Regions from separate parts of the Homo sapiens genome. Here all the other regions are linked to region 1. Evidence: chromatin contacts called from ENCODE Hi-C or POLR2A ChIA-PET data. All regions are on one chromosome and are shown on one strand. The core of a region is the stretch at or near the end of the contact, and the rest is flanking DNA. Distances in the headings are between cores, read along the strand shown.

Region 1 (2,961 bases), core at 18-2,517:
CTAGAGTGGTTAACTCTCAAACTGTATTTAACTCTGGAAAAGTTTTCAATTACACAGGCGATAACTCCAACTTGAGGTATAACGGAAACTTATTAAGAGAAAAAGAGCAAAATAATTTTTTTTTGAGACTCAGCAAAATAATTTTTTTTTTTTTGAGACGGAGTCTCCGTCTGTCGCCCAGGATGGAGTGCAGTGGCGCGATCTTGGCTCACTGCAACCTCCGCCTCCCGGGTTGGAACAATTCTCCTGCCTCAGCCTTACGAGTAGCTGGGATTACAGGTGTCCGCCACCACTCCCGGCTAATTTTTGTATTTTCAGTAGAGACGGGGTTTCGCCATGTTGTCCAGGCTGGTCTTGAACTCCTGACCTCAGGTGATCCAACCACCTCGGCGTCCCGGAGTGCTGGGATTACAGGCGCGCGCTACCAAGCACAGCTAATTTTTTTTTTTTTTTTTGAGACGGAGTCTCGCTCTGTCTCCCAGGCTGGAGTGCAGTGGTGCGATCTTGGCTCAATGCAACCTCCACCTCCCGGGTTGGAACAATTCTCTTGCCTCAGCCTTCCGAGTAGCTGGAATTACAGGTGTCCGCCACCACGCCCGTCTAATTTTTTATATTTTTAGTAGAGACGAGGTTTCATCATATTGGCCAGACTGGTCTTGAACTCCTGAACTCCAGTGATCCACCCACCTTGGGCTGCCAAAGTGTTGGGATTAGAGGCTTGAGCCACAGCGCCGGGCCTTCAGGGGTATCGATTTTGTTCCCGTGCCTCTTGTGTGTGTTCTAGTGTGGAAGTGGAGGCGATTGCTTTCCAGCACAAGCCCGTTTGACTGTCGGGGTTTGGACAAGTGGCTGCGACGACACTAAGGTGGAGACCGGGATGTAGCGAGGACTCCCAGAGTTGGGAGACGTTGTACGCTTACTGGGACCTAAATCCCGCACGAGTTCCCACCCAAGTGCCGCCGCCCCAGCCTACGCACGCGCATTCGCACCGTCTCCAGCCCCGGGGTCCTCCTGCCCCTCCCGCCGTCTCCGGGGGCCTTTTCTCCGCTCGGCACCAGGGTGTCCCCGGCGCCGCCTGATCCTGTTAGCGCGGTACTCTGAGTGCAGTCAGTCCTCGGCGCTGTTTTCCCTGATTTGCTGTCGACGCCAGGAAGGAAGGACGCGTGCAGAGGACCGCAGAGGGGTGGCCGTGGCTGAGAGGAGACAGCGCCGCAGCACTGAGGGTTTGGGCTTGCAGGCGCTGCAGGAGACGCCCAGGCGGAGTCTTGTCTCGCAGCCAGCTCTGAGCGGGAGGCCTGAGCGGGAAGCATTGGCGTCCGAGCGACTTCTAGGAGCCTGGGGTTCGGCGCTATGGAGGAGCTCGATGGCGAGCCAACAGTCACTGTAAGGGTACCCCGAACAGGCTTGCTCGTCCTTGCGGGTTGAGAACTGCGTCTGCTTAGTTACTTCAGGCTTGTCTGCTTCCCTAGTGGTCGCGAGGCGCTCGTCCCCTTCCCTCGACTCAGTTGCCACTTTTCCGGAGGTCGCAGTGTTAACGAGGTGCCCGCCCTAGGGTCGCAGTGGTCGCGGGGTTTCTGCCACCAGTCACAAACCCCGGCCTCGAAGGTCCCACTCCGTCCCTTTCCTTCCTTTGTGTTCCTGGCCTTTTTACTTCCCTTGCTTTTCCTCTTGGGCATTAGAGTGGGTTCAGCCCAAGCAGAGGAATTTATATTTTTATTCCAGCCGTATTAAGCTCTGCATCGCGGCACATTGAGCTTCTGCCTGTGTGGCCTAAGGTTTATTCAACGTATTATCTCAGGAGACTATTCCTGTTTTATCGCTGTGCATTCAATTCCATTTGAACTTTGAAGACAGTATGTCAACTGTGGATGATCTGTGATGTGTATAAAAAAAATTCACGCGCTTTATGTACGAGATACCTACCGTTTCTGCTAGTTGGATTGCTCTTGTTTTCCCTCTTGTTAACCAGAAGTGACTGAGGCAGGTCTCAACCGATAAAGGTTTAATTAGCTAAGGTTGAGGATCCAACCGGGAAAAAGCACAGGTCACAGGAGGATCTGAGACCTGTGCTTTTTCCAAAGATGGTTTTGGGAACATCACTAGTTAAAGAGGAAGGAGCTAGCAGGAGGGGCAAAAAAGGGAGGTTAGGCAGTGAGGAGGCAAATGATTACATTCTTGTGAGTCGGTGATTAGCCTCAGTAAATCTGCATTTTACCTGTGAAAAGAGGGAGCAGAGGAAAATTTTATGTATGCATTCATCTCAGGGTAGGTAGAGGGATTATGGTTATTATTACTGTTATTTTTTAGACGGAGTCTCGCTCTGTCTCCCAGGCTGGAGTGCAGTGGCGCGGTCTCGGCTCACTGTAACCTCCGCCTCCCGGGTTCACACCATTCTCCTGCCTCAGCCTCCTGAGTAGCTGGGACTACAGGTGCCCGCCACCACGCCCGGCTAATTTTTTGTACTTTTTTGTATTTTTAGTAGAGACGGGGTTTCACCGTGTTGGCCAGGATGGTCTCAATCTCCTGACCTCGTGATCCGCCCACCTCGGCCTCCCAAAGTGCTGGGATTACAGGCGTGAGCCACCGCACCCGGCCGATTTCTGGTCTTTTACTTGTGAAGATAAGCTGGTAGTTGACATTGTCAGAATCAACAGATCTTGATTTTAGGACTAGTTTATAGGGGCGATGTGTATCCTGAAAATTTTAGAGGCTCACAAGGAATTTCCTTGTGAGCAATTTGTGAGGGAAGCTCTCTGGGGAGATATGTGGCCTTCTTTTTTTTTTCTCTTGAGGCGGAGTTTCCCTCTTGTCGCCCAGGCTAGAGTGCAGTGGTGCGGTCTCGGCTCTCTGCAACCTCCGCCTCCCAGGTTCAAGCAATTCTCCTGCCTCAGCCTCCTGAGTAGCTGGGATTGCAGGCATGTGCCACCATGCCCGGCTAATTTTGTATTTTTTTAGTAGAGA
Region 2 (2,845 bases), core at 130-2,629, 580 kb after region 1:
GCTAACATAAACCAAGTAACTTGCGTTTAATCATAGGATTAAAGCAATATACTACAACTTTTATTTGTCCTTTTGTAATTTTTCATTTTCAAACGCCCCTAGTGGCTAAACGATTTAGCCTGTTTAGGAAAAACCAGTTTCTCAACTCTGTGATGTGGCTTCTGATGTGAGGGAACTTGGAGCTAAATAAAATAAGTATGTGTCACTCAAACATTAACGATTTTCCATTAGCCCCACCACCCTTCATCCCTAAGGTTATTTGGAATGTGTTTCTTTAATGAGATAATCATTTGTTAATATAATCCCATCTAAGAAAATATAAATCAAAACCAGTGGATTTGAAATAGATTCAATATGAAAAACCAAATTAAATGACAACGGTTAAAATATCTACGGAGAACATTCTAAAACTCACAGAAACAAATGCCTAGGTCTGGGGCATCTGGCTTATTTTATAAAGTGAAGAACTTTGCTTGACTGGTGGGAAGCAGAGAGGGGAAAGATAATGTCCCAAGTAAAAAGGCTGACGTCCAGACAAGAAAACTAGAGTGGATAAATACGGGCACGCCCTACTCAAACCCAGGCCTTTCCTCTGGACCCTGTGATGCTTCTCAACACTGGCAACTTGTCAGTGTACCTCAGAGACTATTCTAGGCGGAGATTAAATTCGTCCTTGGCCCTTAATGTACTGGAAACAAGTTGGTCAGGCCAGGTGTCAGGCTGAGAAAGCACACAAGTCGTGGAGTTCCAGGTGTCGAGTTTGGCAAAGGTAAATGAAGCGCCTCGGCAAAGGCGCGGGAACTGTAGCGTGCGGTGTACCTCCTCCTTAGCAAAGCTTTCTCAATGCCTCTTAGGTTAGACCCGCCGCAGGGATGAAGGGGTTGCTGGCGGATTGCAGGTGCCTGCAGCACAGGGCCCAGAACTAAGAACCGACAACACAGATTCTTAAGCCCTGCTTGGAGCACTGCTCTGAGCTGGCATTAGAACCGAACCTAGCTGTACTAAGTATAAAGGCAAAGTAGTTATGACACTGTTGGCAGTGAAATTATACTTGGAACTCTTTCGCAGAAATCGCTAGGGCCTCCCTAGCTCTGGGCCCCTTCTCCTCCAGGCGCTCCAGTTTCATGGAAAGGCTTCCCTATGAAACTGAAAACGCGCTGGTAAGAAGGAGAAATGCGACCGGACTGCAATTCCCAGAAGCCGTCGCAGGCCCTCAGCATCCGGGACACTAGCAGCAAGGATCCCTGGGTATTGTGGTCCTGTGCTTTGCCAGCAACCCTCTGCCGACGGTAAAATTCCAGCCGGACATAGAACCACAACTCCCAGCAACCCCTGCTGCCGTGTGGGGGGTCTTCACGTTCTCGTGGCGCGGCGCAGGCGCACTGGGTCCTCGGCGCGGACCGCGCAGACTGAATAATAAAAGGGGAGCGGCGAAGAGGCAGGAAGACAAGACCATGTCGAAGGGCCCCGGGCCCGGCGGCTCCGCAGCTTCCTCGGCGCCCCCGGCCGCTACCGCTCAGGTGCTGCAGGCACAGCCCGAGAAACCGCAGCACTACACGTACGTAGAGCCCCCCCCCCCCCGCCGCGCGCGCACGCCTGACGTCAGCGGCCAGCGTGAGTCACGCGCGCAGGGAGAGCGCGAGGCGGCCTCTTCCTCCCCCCCTTCCTCCTCCGGCCCGGCCCAGACCGGTTCCAACCTGCTGGGGCCGGTCCCAACTGCCTCCAACTGCCACCAACCTCTGGTCGGGCTGTGGGGCGGGAAACTCGGTCCCGGCCGCCGAGTGGGGAAGGCGGGAGCTCGGGATGCAGAGTGCACTCTCCCTAGGCCAGGCCTTCGAGGCCTAACTGTTCCTCAGACCATAAAACCACAGTAGTAGGCTCCTTTGGGGCAGTGAGAAGTCCAAGACACAACCAAGAGGAGTTCCGTGGGGTCCAGCCCCAGAACCCACCTATGAATGATGATTAACGTGAAGTCCTGTCAGGAGATTCCGTGCAGTTTGCGCAGGAAGCCTTTTGTGTCCCTAAGGCTCGTAGGTTGTCCACGAGGGCCACACTTGCTTGAATTCACAGTCGACGTAGATAAACATGCAAAGATGGAAACGTGTCCGTGCGTGCCCATGACCGTTTCCCTCGCGGGCTGTGCGGAGCCTGAGTCTGGGAGCCCGAAGGTGATGGGTTCCAAGTATGTCTGCAGGCTCAGCAGAAATGTAGCATTAGAGGGAGCCCCAAATACTGACACTACAGGAGTCCAGCAGGATGGGAAAACCTCTTCCTGGAAGTCTTGCATCTGTGTGCTTTTAGGTCGCTGTCTTCATTTCCTTCAAGCCACGTTAAGCATTCCCTAGAGTTAGGTGATGTGGGAGAAAGATGAATAAGGGGCGGTTTCTCCTGTTAAGCAAAATGTTGCTTTCCATTTTCCCTGATGCTCTGTGAATGCCTCTCATCCCCATGGGCTCCTGAGTGATGTGCATGTTTAAAAGGATCCCCAGCTGCGAGAGGTTTTGGAACCTGGGGGGTTGAACAGCTCTTAAGTTGTTCAGTGAACGAAGAACAGAATCATCTGTTGGAGTAGAAAGAACTCAAACCAGTCAGGAGGAACTCTTGTTATAGAAGACCTTGGGAAACTGTTCTGGGGTTGGGGAACATTGGTTATAGGAAGTGTATGGTTTCTTTGTGGGATTCTTTGTTGTTGGCTGAAATCATTTAAGCTTCTTGACTACAGTCTGACTCACGTTAACCATTCCTTTTCTGATATGGACATTGCTTTCCTGGTCCTTTCTTACTGGAGATCTTTCGCAGTCTTTCCATTGATTTTGGTGAGATGTTCTTAGCTCAAAGACTACTG
Region 3 (2,912 bases), core at 78-2,577, 870 kb after region 1:
ACCTGCCAAATCTAACTTTCCTTAACAGCTGTGATGCTTAGAGAGTCTATGATTAGCACATGTCAACCAAGCTAGGCTACAGTTTGCATAAAAGTATTAAGGTTTTTCTTTCAAAAGAAGAATGGCCAGATTCTCCTTTTAATAATCTTAAAATATTTAAGATTATGTACTAATCTTTAGAAAGTCCAATGACCTTCATCTATATAGGTATAGTTTTAATGTTTCCTCAACACTTCTCTAGAGACATATTTTAAAATAGTGAACGCTAAAAGGACTCTTTAAATTACTAAAACGGGACAAAGAGATATAAAGGTCTCAGTAAAATCAGGGCTCGCTAGCGTCTACTTGGAACTATTACCAGTAATTCAAAATATTTAACTCCAAGCGCCTGAGAACTTTAAGCACATTAAGATGTCAAGTTGAATGTGTTATTTCAGAAACTCGCCTACGTTTTCTCCATTTGTTATTCATTTCAAAAGGTCACAAACTAGTACCACAAGCACTTGGTTGAGATACACACTGATGGAAACTAGAAACCGATTCCTCCAGCTTATATGAATGACTGTCAGCAAGATAAAATGCCTACAGACCGATCAGAAAAAAATGACACAATCGATATTAACTACGGTAACTTACAATCAAAATGGGCAACAAGCTTTTCCTGAGTCAATCTTTACCTCCACTTTCAAAGTATCGAGCTGTAGGTTTTACTACTCAGTCTATGACGACTGTCAGACAAGAGTATTAAGCCAAATGTCAAGACTGCAGTTTCCTCTCCCCAGTTCAGTGGCTCAAGGTGCCAAAGCAAGGTGCTCAAGGTGTCACTTGGTCACAAGCCCTCCAACTGGACAACTGCGGGGCACCAGGGGAAACCTGCCTGATATCCCAGTGCCACTGGAAGAAACGGACCTAGCCAGGACGGCGAGGGGGACACGAGGAAAGACTAGTCGAGAGACAGACCCCCCCCGGAATTCTGAGCACCAAAAGGTAAGGGCGAGAGAAACTGCAACCCTCGGCCTCTCCTGCCAGGACTTGTCGGGACCCGCCGCCTCTCCCGCCCCCAGCCCTCCAGTTCGACACGTAATCATTGCGAGTTAGGCCCGATTACTCTAGGATACTCTCCAAACTCAGGCTATCCCCAAATTCTTTGTTTGCCTTCGATCCGGCCGAAGGGCGTTCGTTTTCTTTATTTTCTTCCCCTCCGGCACCACGTCCACCGCCGCTACCGCCGCCGCCACTGCCACCGCCGCCGCCACTGCCGCCGCCGCCGCCGCCGCCTGGGACCTGCTTCTCAGCAGCCATCTTGCCCCTGCGCCGCAGAGCAAGACGGGATAGGGGAGGCGGGACGACCTGGGCGGGTGAGAGCTGGACCTGCCTGGCCGGGCTGATGGGATAGCGGCGGACTCCGCCGCCGTCGGCCCTTGCTGCAGCAGGGCGCCATGTGCTGGAGCGCGCCTGCGCGAGGGATCCTGTCATCCCGGGTCCGGAATTGTGGCTGGCTAGGTGGGGACTTGAGGCCGCAGTGAGACCGTGGCTGCTGAGATCTCAGGGGGCAGTCCCACCTCCCACCCACTAAGGGCGGAGAACCGGAGGTGGACCCCAGGTCCTGCATCCTGGACTGGGGATCTGGTTCACGTCCTGCCCAGCAGAAAGCAGGAGACCAAAGATACTGGATTTCGGGGTGTCTGCATCCCCAGGGACTCAAGAGATGGGGTCCTCCCTACCGGAACGGGACACCCCGTCCGTAAGGGACCCGCCTCTGCCTGCCCTTTCCTCTGAGGCTGGCCGTAAGAACGCCAAGCCGGAGGAAGCGCTGCGCAGTCAGCAGACGGTGTCCTAACGGGGTGACTTTCTCAGACCGCTTGGGGCCGTGGACCACTGCACTTTGGGGCCGTCAGTCCAAAGAGGGAGAAGTGTTGAGACATGGGAAAATATGAATTTTTGCTTTGCACCTTCTAGAGTCTGAGACCTGGGATTCCAATCCCCGCTCCGTCATTAGCGGCAGGGACATGTTGGGCACGTAACTTAATCTCCCTGTAAATCTGTTCCTTCATCTATGAAATGGGGATAACCAATTTAAGTGGTTGTTAGGAAGATTAAATGACGGATTTTTTTTTTTTTTTTAGATAGAGTTTCGCTCTTGTTGCCCAGGCTGGAGTGCAATGGTGTGATCTCGGCTCACTGCAACCTCTGCCTCCTGGGTTCAAGCCATTCTCCTGCCTCAGCCTCCCGAGTAGCTGGGATTACAGGCGCCTGCCACCACGTCCCGCTAATTTTTGTATTTTTAGTGGAGACGGGGTTTCACCATGTTGGTCAGGATGGTCTCGATCTCCTGACCTCGTGATCCGCCCGCCTCGGCCTCCCAAAGTGCTGGGATTACAGGCGTGAACCACCGCGCCCGGCCCTGAACTCTATTTTGAATTTCCTCAAGGTATACGGAATAAGGTCAGGAGAAAAAGAATAAGGATCTGATGCATTCAGATTTAACTAACTCTCCCATACATCTCATTCCTTTCTCAGCAGATCCCTCTTAGAAGGAAGTGTTACCATTTCCTTGTTACAGCTGAGGAAACTGAGGCATGGAGCCAAAGACAGAGCCTGACACAATAGATGCTCAGTATATTGGATTGAATTGGAGGGAAAACGTTCAATGGGTAAGAGAAGGGAAAAAGGTGGCCGGGCTCGGTGGCTTACGCCTGTAATCCCAGCACTTTGGGAGGCCGAGGTGGGCGGATCACTTGAGGTCAGGAGTTTGAGACCAGCTTGGCCAACATGGTGAAACCCCATTTCTACTAAAAATACGAAAATAAGCCAGGCGTGGTGGCAGGCGCCCGTCATCCCAGCTACTCGGGAGGCTGAGGCAGGAGGATCGCTTGAACCCGGGAGGCGGAGGTTGCAGTGAGCCGATATCA

Evidence for each region. Hi-C counts contacts between places; a loop is a spot of excess contacts on that map. ChIA-PET counts read pairs that join two places held with the same protein, here RNA polymerase II (POLR2A). Pooled maps may share reads with other maps.
Region 2: a pooled map shows a loop between it and region 1 (6-fold over the local background). The contact joins the promoter of UNK here to the promoter of NUP85 in region 1. A Hi-C loop is called at or near these places in 4 of 50 pooled maps. POLR2A ChIA-PET finds 5 or more read pairs at or near these places in 3 of 52 experiments (HEK293, activated CD4-positive, alpha-beta T cell and activated T-cell).
Region 3: a pooled map shows a loop between it and region 1 (7-fold over the local background). The contact joins the promoter of SRP68 here to the promoter of NUP85 in region 1. A Hi-C loop is called at or near these places in 1 of 50 pooled maps. POLR2A ChIA-PET finds 5 or more read pairs at or near these places in 2 of 52 experiments (B cell and OCI-LY7).

What each region holds. Positions count from the first base shown.
Region 1 is chr17:75,204,412-75,207,372 of GRCh38, forward strand. NUP85 (nucleoporin 85) reads left to right here and starts at 1,268. Exons shown (of 19, transcript NM_024844.5): 1 at 1,268-1,383. The coding sequence starts at 1,351. RefSeq lists enhancers at 73-1,007, 1,008-1,941, 1,100-1,279.
Region 2 is chr17:75,783,427-75,786,271 of GRCh38, forward strand. It overlaps UNK (unk zinc finger), which reads left to right and starts at 1,380. Exons shown (of 16, transcript NM_001080419.3): 1 at 1,380-1,558. The coding sequence starts at 1,455. It overlaps MIR4738 (microRNA 4738), which reads right to left and starts at 1,181; the gene lies at 1,095-1,181. RefSeq lists a silencer at 1,442-1,581 and enhancers at 1,474-2,052, 1,642-2,041, 2,053-2,630.
Region 3 is chr17:76,071,190-76,074,101 of GRCh38, forward strand. It overlaps SRP68 (signal recognition particle 68), which reads right to left and starts at 1,328. Exons shown (of 16, transcript NM_014230.4): 1 at 1,119-1,328. The coding sequence starts at 1,302. It also overlaps a transcript of GALR2 not described here. RefSeq lists enhancers at 615-1,442, 1,441-1,490, 1,443-2,270.